Regions from separate parts of the Homo sapiens genome. Here region 2 is linked to region 1. A link is a contact called in ENCODE Hi-C or POLR2A ChIA-PET data. All regions are on one chromosome and are shown on one strand. Each heading gives the region's core, a stretch centred on a gene start or an enhancer-like site at or near the end of the contact. The rest is flanking DNA. Distances are from core to core; before and after follow the strand shown.

Evidence for each region. Hi-C counts contacts between places; a loop is a spot of excess contacts on that map. ChIA-PET counts read pairs that join two places held with the same protein, here RNA polymerase II (POLR2A). Pooled maps may share reads with other maps.
Region 2: a loop to region 1 is called in a map of heart left ventricle, with 2.8 times the contacts of the local background. The contact joins two enhancer-like sites. A Hi-C loop is called at or near these places in 25 of 168 maps with a recorded cell type or tissue (G401, Right ventricle myocardium inferior, Right ventricle myocardium superior and 11 more) and 24 of 50 pooled maps. POLR2A ChIA-PET finds 5 or more read pairs at or near these places in 3 of 52 experiments (CD8-positive, alpha-beta memory T cell, T-cell and activated T-cell).

Annotation. Positions count from the first base shown.
Region 1 is chr12:1,963,505-1,970,361 of GRCh38, reverse strand. It overlaps DCP1B (decapping mRNA 1B), which reads left to right. Exons shown (of 9, transcript NM_152640.5): 4 at 2,452-2,518; 5 at 4,669-4,804. Among named protein-coding and RNA genes, the nearest start is that of LINC00940, 30 kb to the right of the region's middle. Within about 2 kb of position 3,330, at least 2 of the 41 ENCODE cell types and tissues checked have a DNase peak (open chromatin) inside an H3K27ac peak, as active enhancers do; they include uterus, where a contact is called at or near this core.
Region 2 is chr12:2,031,061-2,037,895 of GRCh38, reverse strand. It overlaps a transcript of CACNA1C not described here. Among named protein-coding and RNA genes, the nearest start is that of CACNA1C-IT2, 14 kb to the left of the region's middle. RefSeq lists a silencer at 2,665-2,954. Within about 2 kb of position 2,500, at least 4 of the 41 ENCODE cell types and tissues checked have a DNase peak (open chromatin) inside an H3K27ac peak, as active enhancers do; they include uterus, where a contact is called at or near this core.

The DNA of each region.
Region 1 (6,857 bases), core at 2,081-4,580:
GTTATCTCAAAATGATCTCATTTTAATTTTTAAAGCCATGTTGCTTTGGAGATAAATGGTTGGGTCCTAAAGAAGTCTTCACGATGTCTTAAATAATTACTGCAAACTCAATCTTTCCTTCATTTTGCTTTGACATTTGAAAGATGTTCCGTAGCATTTTCGCTCCCTAAATCTGCATTTCAGTTATCTCATGGTGATGACACTGTCAAACTGCTTTTCTATTTGTATCAACAGTTTTCTTGGCATCCCACCCTTACGAAAGCCTAATTCCTTATGTCAAATGCCGCAAATGTATAACATCAAACGAAAGATACCCAGAATATTCTTATTAATAGAGCCTATTCATGAGACAACAACGGCCATTTTTTCCTCTGCCATTGGGCCTCGTGTTTCTGAGTTATGCTCTGTTTTTCTCCCTTACTGCCATCTTTCTCCTTTGATAGTTTTGGAAAAGTCAGTCTTCAAGGAAAGAAAACTTACACTATAACCAAAAAAATAGGCCAGGCTCCTAGTTTTGTAACTAAGGTTAAAGTCACCAAGACACGCAAACATACTCAGATTTATTAAGTGGTTGAACGTCAGTGATCCAATCTGCTTTGACTTCAAGAACGTGAGGGTATGCAGGTTAGTGTAGGAATCTGTGTAGGGAATTAGAGTAGGGAATTATTGTTGATGGACTGGAAGCAACCTTGAATATGAAGTTTCAAGATACACATTCAATGATCTTGAGATGAAAGAATTTTGTTTTGATGTAAAAGCTCTCATAGCACATGGGCTTCAGAACTCAGACGTTCTTAAAAAAAAAAAAAAAAAAAAGTCAGTGTACCAAGGAGGAAAATGTGTATGTATTTCCATCTAAGAGAGTAAAATGGTCCTGTTCAAGGAAAAGCTGGGATTTTTTCCCCTACTTCCCCCCCACTTCACGTGCAGGTAGGTAAGATAAAAGATTTCTGGTACACTGATAATTGCAAAACCAAAGTTTAAAGCCCTATTGCCACCTTTTGGCAAGTGAGTAATTCAGATTCATAGGTTCCTCTTTAAGATACCTGCTTAAAATAGCACTATAAAGACATTTCTTGTACCTTTTGATATATGAATCATTACTGACAAGAAGCAGAAATTCCATGCCCAGACATTGGTCAGGTAAGAGGGGAAAAAAGATGTAGTTAGAATATCATAGCTGTTTTAACAGCAAAATACTATTAATATAATTACGTGTTTAGAAAGTTTGAATTTAAAGTCTTTTTTCCCTTGTAAAAACATGTTTTGTTGGTTTTCATTGCCCTATCGTAATATTGCTGCTGTTTTCAGTGAAGATGTTTTAAATGTGTGTGTAGTTAATGCATTACTTAGATGATTAATGCCATCAGATCCTCAACTAGATATTTATAAATGTCTTCTGGAGCTGCTTCAGCCTTTGCTATAAAAATGATATAGATAGGCACATACTAAAGTATACAACTTATTTGAACATTATTGAATGAATCAATAGCAGGTATATTATGTCACAGTTTCTTTCATTACTAAATGAGGAAATCATAGTCATATCTAATCTTTCAGCAGTTATACATTTTCTGTACCATTTTGAAGCCAGAAGTTTATTATTAAATTTTATTTTTTCCAGTGGCCTCTCCCTAACTTACAGCTTACAAAGCCACTTTCTCAGTTAACATGTTCCTGAGAGAAGGAGAAGGGGAGGGAGGCTTCTAGGCATAATTTGAGTATCAGGTTTCTGAATATTTAAAAATAAACATGAAATGTGTTTATGAAATGTGCAAATGGAGTGTAGAAACAATGCTATCTCGCAGCCAGGAAGTATAGAAATTGTGATTTCATTTTCCGTCTGTATTCATTTGCTTCAGAGGATTTTGCCGAGTGCCTGTTGTGTTCAGGTGCCATGTTTTCACGCGGAGCACAGTTTCTTCAATGTGTGTGGGTGCGCGTCTTTGCACAAAACCACCACGGATTTCTCTGTGGACTTAAATTTTGATGCTTTTTTTTTTTTTTTTGAGACAGAGTTTCCCTCTTTTCATCCAGGCTGGCGTCCAATGGCGCGATCCTGGCTCACAGCAACCTCCACCTCCCAGGTTCAAGCGATTCTCCTGCCTCTGCATCCCGAGTAGCTGGGATTATGGACGCCCGCCACCAGGCCTGGCTAATTTTTTTTGTATTTTTAGTAGAGATGGGGTTTCACCATGTTGGCCAGGCTGGTCTTGAACACTTGACCTCAAGTGATCCCAAAGTACTGGGATTACAAGTGTGAGCCACTGTGCCTGGCTTGATGCTGTATTTTTAAGCTTTAACCCCAATGATTGCTTTTATTTATTCAATAATTATTGAATAAATCAATTTAACACATAGATTATTATGTATTTAAGATGGAAAGGAGATTTTTTTCTATTTTGTAGTTTTGAAGATGCTCATAATTTGTTTGATGTGTGTTTTTTGCAGTGTCCATCTATGGAATTTGGTTTTATGATAAGGAAGAATGCCAAAGAATTGCAGAGCTTATGAAAAAGTAAGTACTAAAAGGCTAAATATTTTTCAGGACCTGGTGCTTTTGTTTGTATTTCTAAGTGTGTGTAACTATACTACAGTCTTAACAGAATATATCTCCCATAGCAGTCCTTTTCACTGGTTAGGCAGACATTTAGTATTAATTAATAAATGAAAATTAGACGTAAGAACAACTTGCCGCAGTTTCACTGCATAATATTTATCATCTAGAATGATTCATTTTTTCCTGTGTGTGAAATATATATGAATTGTTCCAGATGGCAGTTTTCTTTAATATTTTCATATGTAAATTAGCAATTTTTTGCTTTGAAAAGTTATCAATATGCCTGTTGGTAAAAAGAACATTCAGAGCCATCCTAAAAGTCTGCTCCCGATTCTGTAAAATCTTTCATTTCCTTCATCCCCCAGATGCTTTCCTTTAACTGTGTATACATGTTTGTGGGAGCTCAGAATTTCCTCCCATGTCTCAGACACTGAGTTAAGGTAGTCTTTATTTTCTGTCTCCTTAGAAATTGCTGAGTTACTATTAGCTTAGTGATCAGTCGACTGTCTCTCTCTTCCTTGTTACTGGTCTCTTTCTTTTAATCTTATGATACCTTGTGATTTGTCCCATTCTGCATTTTGGGCAACTTTAAAATTGCTGTCTGACTTTCCCACTCTTGGCTTCCCTGATTGCGTTGAAAGAGGAGGGCTTGTTCTCTGCTCTGCAGTTGGTTGACTGATCAATTTTTGAGCCCAGGGCTGCTCACTGTGAGGCAGTTATTTCCCTGCCATTTATGGGGATGGGAAGAGTCTCAGAGTGAGATGAGTTTCCTGCACGTGCTGTGTCACAGCCTGGGACTGGACTCAGCCAAGCACATAGGATGGCTGCTGCCACATGGGTATGACACTGTAGCTCTGTGTGCAAAAGAATCAGTCCCCACTTTTAAATCCTGGGGCAATGAAATGACTAGAAAGTGACCTCACGGAAATGAAAAACAGGGAGCACCTTTTAAGAGATGAGATAGATTCCTGAAAGTCTAGCTAGAGGTAGCTAATTTTAGGTAACTAGCTCAAGGTGCAGATGGTGATTAAGTGTATTCAAACTGGTATTTACCACCATAACAACTAGTTCCTAGAACATTCATGTTACTGTAAATTGTGCAGTGGATAATAATAACAGGATTTCATACAGATTAAAAAATACCCTGTAGCTCAGCCAAGAGGCCATGTTATAATTGTCAGCATTCTGCAGTAATTACCTAACAGCTCGGGCAGGAAATTGATTATTTACTAGCAATAAGCAGCTGATTGTGTGGATTCCGACCCCCTCCCCAGTTAGAATTAAGTCTCTCAGTAAGTACTCAGATCTTTGTTACCGTAAACTTCATGGCAATAATAAGAATGTGAGCTGAAAGTTACAGCACATAAAGGGAAAGTATATTTTCCTCGACATCACCTAGCAGCATATAGGAGCAATCTGGTCTATCTTTGTATTGTTTTCCAGGCAACAGAAGAACTCCTCGTTGCTCTAAGTGGTTTTTTAAATGGCCCCTCTTCTCCGAGTTAGAATGGAATCTTTACCATGTTTTGAAACTGCCAGAGAGCTGCAGGATTTGAGTTGCCAGAATCAACCTTGCCTTGACTTCAAGGCAGTCTGTAAAGTAGGGGGTTCTTTCCTCAGTATTTCAGAACTCTAAATTGGGTTTCCTTAGCAACTAATGAGAGCATCCTTTAGAATGCACTGTGTGAGGAGTTGGCAAACTCTTCTCAAAGGGACCAGAGAGTGAGTATTTTAGGCTTTGCAGTCCATAGGATTTGTGTTCCGACTATAGAATTCTGCCCTTGTAATGTGAAAGCAGCCATAAACAACATGTAAACAAAGGAGCATGGCTGTGTTGAGCTTGGCTGTGTTTGTGACTTTCTTTACAAAAAACAGGTGGTGGGCTGGACTTGGCCCACAGATTTGCTGACCCCTATCCTAGATTCATTTGTGTAGTCAGTGAATTCAGGACCTCAACTCTCATTTTTCTCCTTTAAATTCCTAAGCAAGCTTATTTCTAATATGGTTGTAACAGGATGAAAACAACTAGGTGAGAATTGGGATGGTTTTAAACATTGTTTGTGTTGAATTGGCTTTTCTTGTGTGGATTTTCCCCTCTGTTTTTCTAGCCTAACTCAGTATGAACAGTTGAAAGCCCATCAGGGAACTGGAGCAGGAATTTCCCCAGTGATCCTCAATTCAGGAGAGGGCAAAGAAGTAGACATTTTACGAATGCTCATCAAGGCCAAAGACGAATACACAAAGGTGAGTGTTTGCCCTTCCTTGTGATACATACACACTTCAGTTCCGCAGTGGGAATATTCTTGTTTAGCAAGACTAGGTACTGTGGATGCTGTTCCTTCCACCAAACAAAATTATATTACAAATAAAAAATCTTTATTTGTAATATAGATTTTTTATAAGCTGAAGAAAACTGTTTGCCTTTAAGTGGGTTAAAAAATAGCCTGAGAAATCAGTAGCCTTCATATATACAATAGCCTTCATGTATACAATAACCTTCATATACACAACTGGTAGTAAGTCTTGTTAGACTTACTGCAAGACCCCAACTTACAGTAGCAACAAATGAATATAAAATTGTTTGCAATAAAATTCACGAGAAATGGGCAAAACCTATATAAAGAAAATGTTTAAAAACTCCTGAAAGGCATAAAAATAGACTCAAACAAATGGAAATATACACCCTGTTGTTGGATAAGAAGATTCAACATAAAGCTCTTAGAAAAAAAATCTCTACATTTAAGGTGACCACTAAATAAATACCACTGGTTTCTTTTCCCCTCCCCTCCCCACTTCTCCCTTACTCTCTGATCTAGACAAGTTGAGTGTAAGGCTCATGGAAAGAAATATGCAAGAAAGAATAGCTGGGAAAATCCTGGCAAAGAAGTGTGATATTAGTAGGGGTTGGAGGTGGGGGAGATGAGTGGGGGGATGGAGCGAGCTCTCCCTGATTTTAAAACATTGAAGTCAACATTTCAAACAGTATGGTGTTGATGGTATTGATACCTAACAGCCCAATAGACCAATGGGACAGATTTAAGATTCTAAGTCTAGGATTAAATCCAATTGTATATGAAATCTAGGATATGATAAAGATGATAATCTCAAGTCAGCTATTTGAGTGAATTCCTAAATAAATGGTGTTGGGGCAACTGGTAGCCATTTGGAAAAATACAAAACTGAGTCTGTACCTTACAGCATACACCAGGATAAATTCCAAATGTATTAGAAATTTAAATGTAAAAATATAATGATTCAAGTACCAGAAGAAAATTTGTATGGATTTCTTTATAATCTAGGAAAAGAGAAATCTTTCAATTATGCCTAAAAACCCAAAAGCAATTAATTAAACTACATAAAAATAAAAAACATTTTACAAGGTTTAAATACAACACAAGCAAATAGAAAGATACAAAAACAACTCAGAAAAAAATTGTTGACACCAGAATGACAGGAAGGTTATTTTATGAAGAGCTCCTAAAAATTAAGAAGTACAAGATTAACACTAGAAAAATGGGCAAAAAATAAAAATTTTTAAAAATTATAGAATTTGGAAACTAGCTGAAATAAATGTATGTAATTGAATATCATATTGTCACATAATTACTTAGAAAAAAAATTAGAGTGACTTCAAAGCCCGCTGCTTGAACTGAACACTCTTAGTGGGTTATATTTTAAGGACAAAAAGAACTGCAAGACATTATAAACTTCATTCATTGGTTTTATTGTTTGTAGTAATGTTGGCATTTTAATTTTTCTACTGTTGGCATTGTAATTTTTCTACTGTTGTGGATATAATAAATATGAAATTAGATAAACGTGGTTGGAACCAAAACCTTAGTGTAAGGGGAAAAAAATCAAATCTAATAAGTTAAAACTACATAAGATTAAGTGGAAATATCAGAATTAGTTCATGTTTTGTTTCTTAGGTATAAAAACAAAAAATAGAGTTTCTCACTCTTGCCCTGAAAGGACATAAAAATAAAAGTGACTAACTCAGTAGCAGTAAGCATCTATATCACCCAGATTGTTGTTTCGAAATATTACTTCCTTCCAGAAGGTGTCAGGGCTCTTCAAAGAAATTTCTGATTCCAGGTCTGGAATAGTAAAACCAATAGGGTCATGTGAAAGGACACAGAAATCAGCTTCAAGGACACTGACCAGAGCACCACATTCTAACATCAACAGGAGTGACTACAATGGATTAAACCACATTGAATGTATAAAAATCTATGAGTTCCTGGTAATGAGAAAGAGAACAAGCAAACCAAACATATAAAACCAAGCAAAATAATTA
Region 2 (6,835 bases), core at 1,251-3,750, 68 kb before region 1:
CCTCAAACTTAAATGTGCATAAGAATCCCCTGGGGTTATTTTTAAAATACAGATTCTGATTCAGTAGATCTGGGTAGAGCCTGAGATTCTGGATTTCTTATAAGCTTCCAGGTGAGGCTGATGCTGCTCTACCCCAGACCATGCTCTGAGAAGTGAGGGTTATATAGAAGGCACAAGTATCTTCAGAACTTCGTGCTGTTCCTCCAGTGGGACACAATTACAATCCTGAGCTGATGGAAACCCTTCCATGACTGGTACGATGGTGGAAACCAGTTCTGCAGTGCACCCCTGCCTGACCTGCACAAAGTGGGGAACACGTCCCTTCCCAGGAGACTTGCATCTGAGTTGGGACCATTCTGACCCTTTTCTCCCCTTCAGAGGCCCAAGGACATTTTTGGTGTACCCAATGCCTTTTAACAATTTCAAGACCAAGTGGGGCCCGAAGATACTTTAACTCACAGCTAACTCTGAAATAATAATACAAGAATTGCTGTTAGCGGACAGTGAGCCCAATGCAGTGTTTGATGATACCAGTAATAAAGGCAAGAGAAATCCTACAATCTCACATTTACATGTGCAGAAGATTAAAATTCCTCCCATGCCTACCAAACAAGGAAGTCTTTATTTCTGTCTCAAACAACTTGAGGAGGTAAGAGAATACAAGTAAATAGCAGATTACTCCGTCTCATGATGTGATCCAGTCGTTGGCTGAAGCTCTGTTTACTCCTATGTATAGATGAGGCAGGATGCTCAGAGAGCTTTGGCTGGTGGAACTTTGCCTAGAATGAATCCTGCCTAAAAACTGCCCCCTAAAGCAAGGTAACTCATGCCACCTGGAGCAAGAACCAGCTCCTAAGGACATACATAGCAAAGTAAGCAGACAAGAAGGTTTTGAAAACAAGGGGAAATGAGTGAACTTGGTCTCTTGCCGCTGGTGTGGAGCCTTTGTTTTGCTGTTAGCAAACCTTCCTCCCAGGGTACCCCGAATCCTCCTGTGCTAACCCCTCCAGTGTCAAGACTAAGCAGCTACTCTGTAGCCCATTTCCTCATCTGGTCACTAAAGGGTTACCTGATAATGACTTAAGGTATAACCCTTCCTAGGGCATTTGCTTTTTAAAGATAGGAAAGGGGAGGCTGGGCGCCGTGGCTCATGCCTGTAATCCCAGCACTTTGGGAGGCCGAAGAGGGCAGATCACAAGGTCAGGGGTTCAAGGCCAGCCTGACCAACATGGTGAAACCCTGTCTCTACTAAAAAGACAAAAATTAGCCGGGCGTGGTGGCGCATGCCTGTAATCGCAGCTACTGGGGAGGCTGAGGCAGGAGAATCTCTTGAACCCGAGAGGCAGAGGTTGCAGTGAGCCAACATCGCACCTACAGCCTGTGTGACAAAGCAAGACTCTGTCTCAAAAAAAAAGATAGGAAAGGGGAGGGAGGATGAAAATCCACTGTCCCATACAACTGCCCTCTGCTGGGTGTTCATTTCTGAGCTCTCCAGAGCTAGAGGCTGGGGCAGCACCCACAAAGCCTGATTCCCCTTTTCTGTGCAATAGATGATCAGAGCGCCTACCCTGAAGTGACTTCTGGAAGGTCCAGCTGTGAGTGGCCCAGCCCACTCCACTGCTCATTCCTTCCCACGGCCCACTCAGACACTAAGGGATAGATGGCTTTCTGGACTAGGTCTACGTGGCATCATTTCAGATTTCAGCTACACGCTTTTCAATGCAACAAAGCGTTATTATTTCCACTAAGTATTGAATTGCACACGATACCAATGCAGCACTTGTCTAAAAGCTATGACATTTGAGAAGTCCTTGGGAACCATCCCTAACTCACCCTCCAACCCCATTTACCAGTAAAGAAAATAAACCCCAAAGAAGGTGTTACAAGAGATAACTTATTCACAAGACCGCAAAATTAGCACCAGAATCCTCTCCTCCCCTGAAGCAGAAGAGCCACAGCGTCTACCCTCAAGGAAAAAGACTTAAATCACAACGGTGGAGATTTAGATCCGGCATAAAGAAGAACTCGCTGGTAATGAACATGATTAAATACTAGAACAGACAGCCACAGGGAATTGTGAAATCGTCCTCCCCAGAGATATTTTAAAATAGGACAGTTAACCATCTGTCTGAGATGGTTTAAGTACCGTCCTGCCTCGGAAGTAGGAAAATAATAAGATGATCCCCTCACCTGTCGCATTTGTGGTTCTATAGGCACACCTGGCTGCAGGTGCACATATTATGGGGATCCCAGCTTGAATCTGGGCTGTGTCCCCTAGTGGCACTCAGATGAGTCCGCGCACTTACACAGCGTGGGAGGCCCACAGGGCTCTGTTGAGGTTGGGTGGGAAGGTGTCTGCACAGAAGAGGTTCGCACAGGAGATTCTGGGGAGAAAAGAAGGGAGGAGGAAGAAATGGAAATGTCTATTTCCCTGCACCCCATCACCTCCCGGCCGCTTGTAGCACCATCCTACCCACTCCCTGCCTTGCAAGCCTCATGACTGCCCCTCTTGCAGACAGAACCCAGGGGCTCCAAGAAACAGAGCCCTTCTTTGTTTCCAAATGACATCGCACATCATCCGGTAAGAGGAAAGAATGGTTTTCTCGTTTCCTTAAAACATCCAGAATGGCTCCGGCCAGGTGCAAATGACAGGAAAACGGCCTCCTTCAGGACTTGGAAGGTGGCAGTTCTGGAGCAGCAGGAGAACGTGCCTTGGCGCAGACGCCGGCGCCCCGCGGAGGGCCCGGGCACACGCGCCGGCGCAGGGGAGGCCACGCCCCCGGGCCTTGCGGTCTCCGCGCATCTCCGCGCACCAGCAGGGGGCGCCGGCACCTGAGGTGGACGACGGGGCTGTCGCGGTTGCGGCTCTGAACCGGCGTCGGCCTTTACCGTTTCCACGTGTGCCGCTTCCAGTGCCCAGACCTCCTTCTCCTCTTCACCCCCTCGCCTCGCCAGCTCCTAAGGCTTCTTCCCCTGTCCCGCAAAGTTGGATTCGGTGTCCCATAGCATCCTGTACTTTCCTAATTATATTTACACACAGAATGAAAATCACCTGTCTGCCTGTCTCTCCCCATTCCCATCTATAGATTCCTTGCACAGGGACTATCTGTTATTCACAGCTATATCTGCAGAGCCTGGCACGAAGGAGGCACTCCGAAAGGTGTTTTTTGAAGAAGTGAGTACATACATGAATGGGAAACTACGAGCTTAAATCACACTAGATGAGCCAGTTAGCCCTCGAATTATTTCAAAGTCGTCGGATATTGAACCAGCATATTACACTGGCCTTCTCTTTGAGCTGTGTGCTGGGGAAGTTTACTTTAGAGTAATAAAACAGAAAGTATTAAGAGGGACTCTTAGTATTAAATACCCACCACAGTACCCTCAACCTTAGTACCTCAGCCTCTGCCTGAGACCTCCGAGGGATGGAAATGCAGCCCCAGCTGGGCTTGTTCATCCCATCTCTGGACAACTCTGACCATGAGCAAGTTCTTTATCAGGTTGCGTGGAATCTCGTTCCTCTGACATCTTCCCTGTAGTTCTCTTTCAGTTATCTGGCATCTCACGGAGAAAGTGTACTCCCTTCCACACACCAGGGAGGCTTACAAAAAGGAACACGGCCTTGGATCTAAAAGGACTTGGATGTGGCAAAATCTTAACTTTCCCACACTAAGCATGTGAGTTTGGGCGAGTCACTGAACCGCTCTCTTCAAGCCTCAGTTTCATCATCTGTATAATAGGAATAAAGATATCCACCTCATGGGGTTGCTGTGAGGATTAAAATGAGTTAGTATGTTCCAACGGCCTAAGGTGTAGCAGATGTTAAAAATGTGGTCGTTATTATTATTAATAAATGTTGCAATACAGTTACTGTATTCTCTTCCTCCCCTCTCTACGAATCTTTGCTTCTCTAGGCCAGAACATGAGCCACTCTCCCATCCTCTTCCATGCTCCTCTGTCTTTCTCTGTCAGTGCTTCTCTCGGAACATGCTGCCAGCACTAAGCTGTCTTCGAGGGCAGTATGGCCAGGGCCAGGCAAACTCTCACCACCTCTATTTGGAATGCTAGACATCTATTCACGGTGCCTACATTTACTTTAACTTTATTGGCAGCTGCATCTGCTGAGGTTCCTGGGCATTTTGACTATGTTATTCTCACTTCTCTAGAGGGATGTTTGCTGGAGATTTGACCTGGGGAATGATTTTAAATGAGAGCGAGCTGGGATGTTGTTGTTGTTTTGTTGTTGTTGTTGTGTTGTTGTTTTCTCATGTTTTAGCATGAGGTTGCCAGAAAAACTTTGTCCTTAGGATTATACTGTGAATCATGTCCAAAGCTCTGAACACAATGCCCCCAAGCCCCAAGGACTCTGAGACTCCAGGAGACATATAGCCCAGAGGAGTGGAGATGAAGCTCCATTTTTCAGGAAAGAAGGGACAGTCGGCCTTATGTGTTTTGAAGATGTAAACATAGCCTGGGTTTGGAGAGAAAATGGGATCCATGTCCTGGGTTCCAGGGTGTCGGATGCCAGAGCTGCCCCCTCAGCATCCCAGGATAGACTTGCAGGCCAGGTGGTGGCCGAGCACATGGGCGGACTTGAGCCTGCAGAGGGCGGGCATCATGGGGGCATCTGTGTCAGGGCCAGAAAGAGGACCCAGCTGGACACAGAGACTGGCTTCACTTGTTCTGGGACATCCTGTCCACACCTTCCTCAGGGTTCCTTGTACGTCAAGGAATGGAGAATCAAGCACCTCCCCTCTGGAAGTGGAATGGCCAGCGGAACTCCCCCAGGGTGGGTTAGCTACATCACTGCACCTAACCAGGCACTGCCTGTCAGTGTCATAGGCTCACCTGGCATTTTACTCCACCACCCCCTACCTTCAGTTTAAAACCCTTCTGATCAAACTGGGAAACATTAATTTTTCACAAAGAAGTCCCCTCGAAAGCAAGCACTGGAGGGATGTTTTATAGGGAGAGAGGTTCTCTTTCCTGACTTGTGTTATTATTTCCAGGACCAGCGCTTCAGCGTTGTTAAATCAGGACCTCGTTCTATAAATATTTCTGATTTGAAAAGCCGCATTCATGTTCTCTACTGCAAAATCTAAGCCCGAGATGGCAGCAGCATCTCAGGAATACGGAATATGAAGAAAACACAGCACAGTTGTTAGCTCCAGCTGCTGATGTTCTGAGCTGCCTGTCCATAATTCAGAGGACAAGACAAGGTCACTCATAAACACCACTGAACTGTGTCTCCTTTCACGGGTTCTGCATAAAAATATTGCAGCCCCAATGAACATCAAACAAGTGTAATGGATTGGTTTAATTCACATCCGAACACTCACAAACACAGTGGCCCTAATAACATTCCTGTTTCCAGTGGATTTCCATGCTTGTCAATTATTCTGAAACATCAACTGTCTTAACGTTGACAAACAAGATGCTAACTTGATTTTTTAACAATCCTTTTCAAGAGCAACAGAGTCCATTCTCTATGTGTGCCATCCACAGGCATGGGCTTGAGCCTCCTGGCCGGGTGTGCTAAGTGCCCCTAGGGTACACCCAAAATACGGCAGGTGACAGAGAAATTGATGTTCACTTTAGGGACTGTCCATGGCACTAAGGCTGATGTGAGTTATACTGATATAAGCACTCATATGACACCTAAAACTGGGAAGGAACTCAAGCAGAGATGGATGGGTGTTTGGGACCACAGGAACTCCTCCAAGTTGCTCCCTTAGAGCATGCCCGCCCCCTCCGGTTACCGAGACTGCCGCAAGCCGTGCTCCCACTCACGTGTGAGCCACCCCTCCTCCCTCTACCTTGCAGCATGGGGATGGGAGCTGTGGTTACACTGCTCTTACCCCTTCCAAACACATACACACAGACACACACACACACACACACAAACACACTCACACACACACTCACACAGAAAGAGCAACACATTTGTCTCCAGGGTGGGGAAATAATAAACAAAGGTGACTATTGCATACTCATGAAAAGACACAGCCCACAGCTGCCCTCTCTCTCCTGAGATCCTGCCACTGTTGCTCAGGAGGCCAGTATTCTCGGGGCATCTCAGGAGGATTGAGCAGGACTTGGAGAAAGCCAAAGAAAGCCACTGAGCCATCTACATTCAAAATGGTATCAAAGCATTCCTTACTGTATAGTAAAATCCAACCATGAATTTGATTTGGGATACAGCCTGGGCATCAGAATTTTAAAATCTCCCCAATAACTTTATTTTACATTCAGAACCTTTACTCTAAGGTAAGGGGTAGTAGGATAGGTAGAGAGATAGAGACCCAAGGAGACTGGCTTTCAAGCTTCATGTCCATAGAAAATAAGGATGGAAATAAAAAAGAAACTCATTATCCAATCCTCTTTTGTTCAAACAAAAGACATGGGACAAGGAATGCAGCAGAGGAGACAGGCACGCATTGTCTTCTGGAAGGTTGAGCCTGAAGAACACAGCACAGCCCCCCATTCACCGTGCTGCCACTTGTGTGCCAATGAATCTGGCCTCCCACTTAGTCCAAACTCACTTGGACACCAGAGGGTTTGGAGAAGAGAAGAGTGAACAAGCTCTTGAGTGCCACGAGTTTTGGTTTCTCCGTACTGAGACCACAATGCTGAGAAAGACAAAATCCAGGTTGGACCCCCAAGAGAGTGATTGGACCCTCCAATTCGGATGAGGAGGAGAGGGTCTGCCTGGTAGGCAAGAACCAAGGATGCCCATGGGCACTTAGGCAGCAAGTCTCTGGGTGCCTTTACTACAAAAGAACAAAATCTATTGTCAGCAACTCACATTAGGAAACCACTGAGAGGTCTAGGCTGC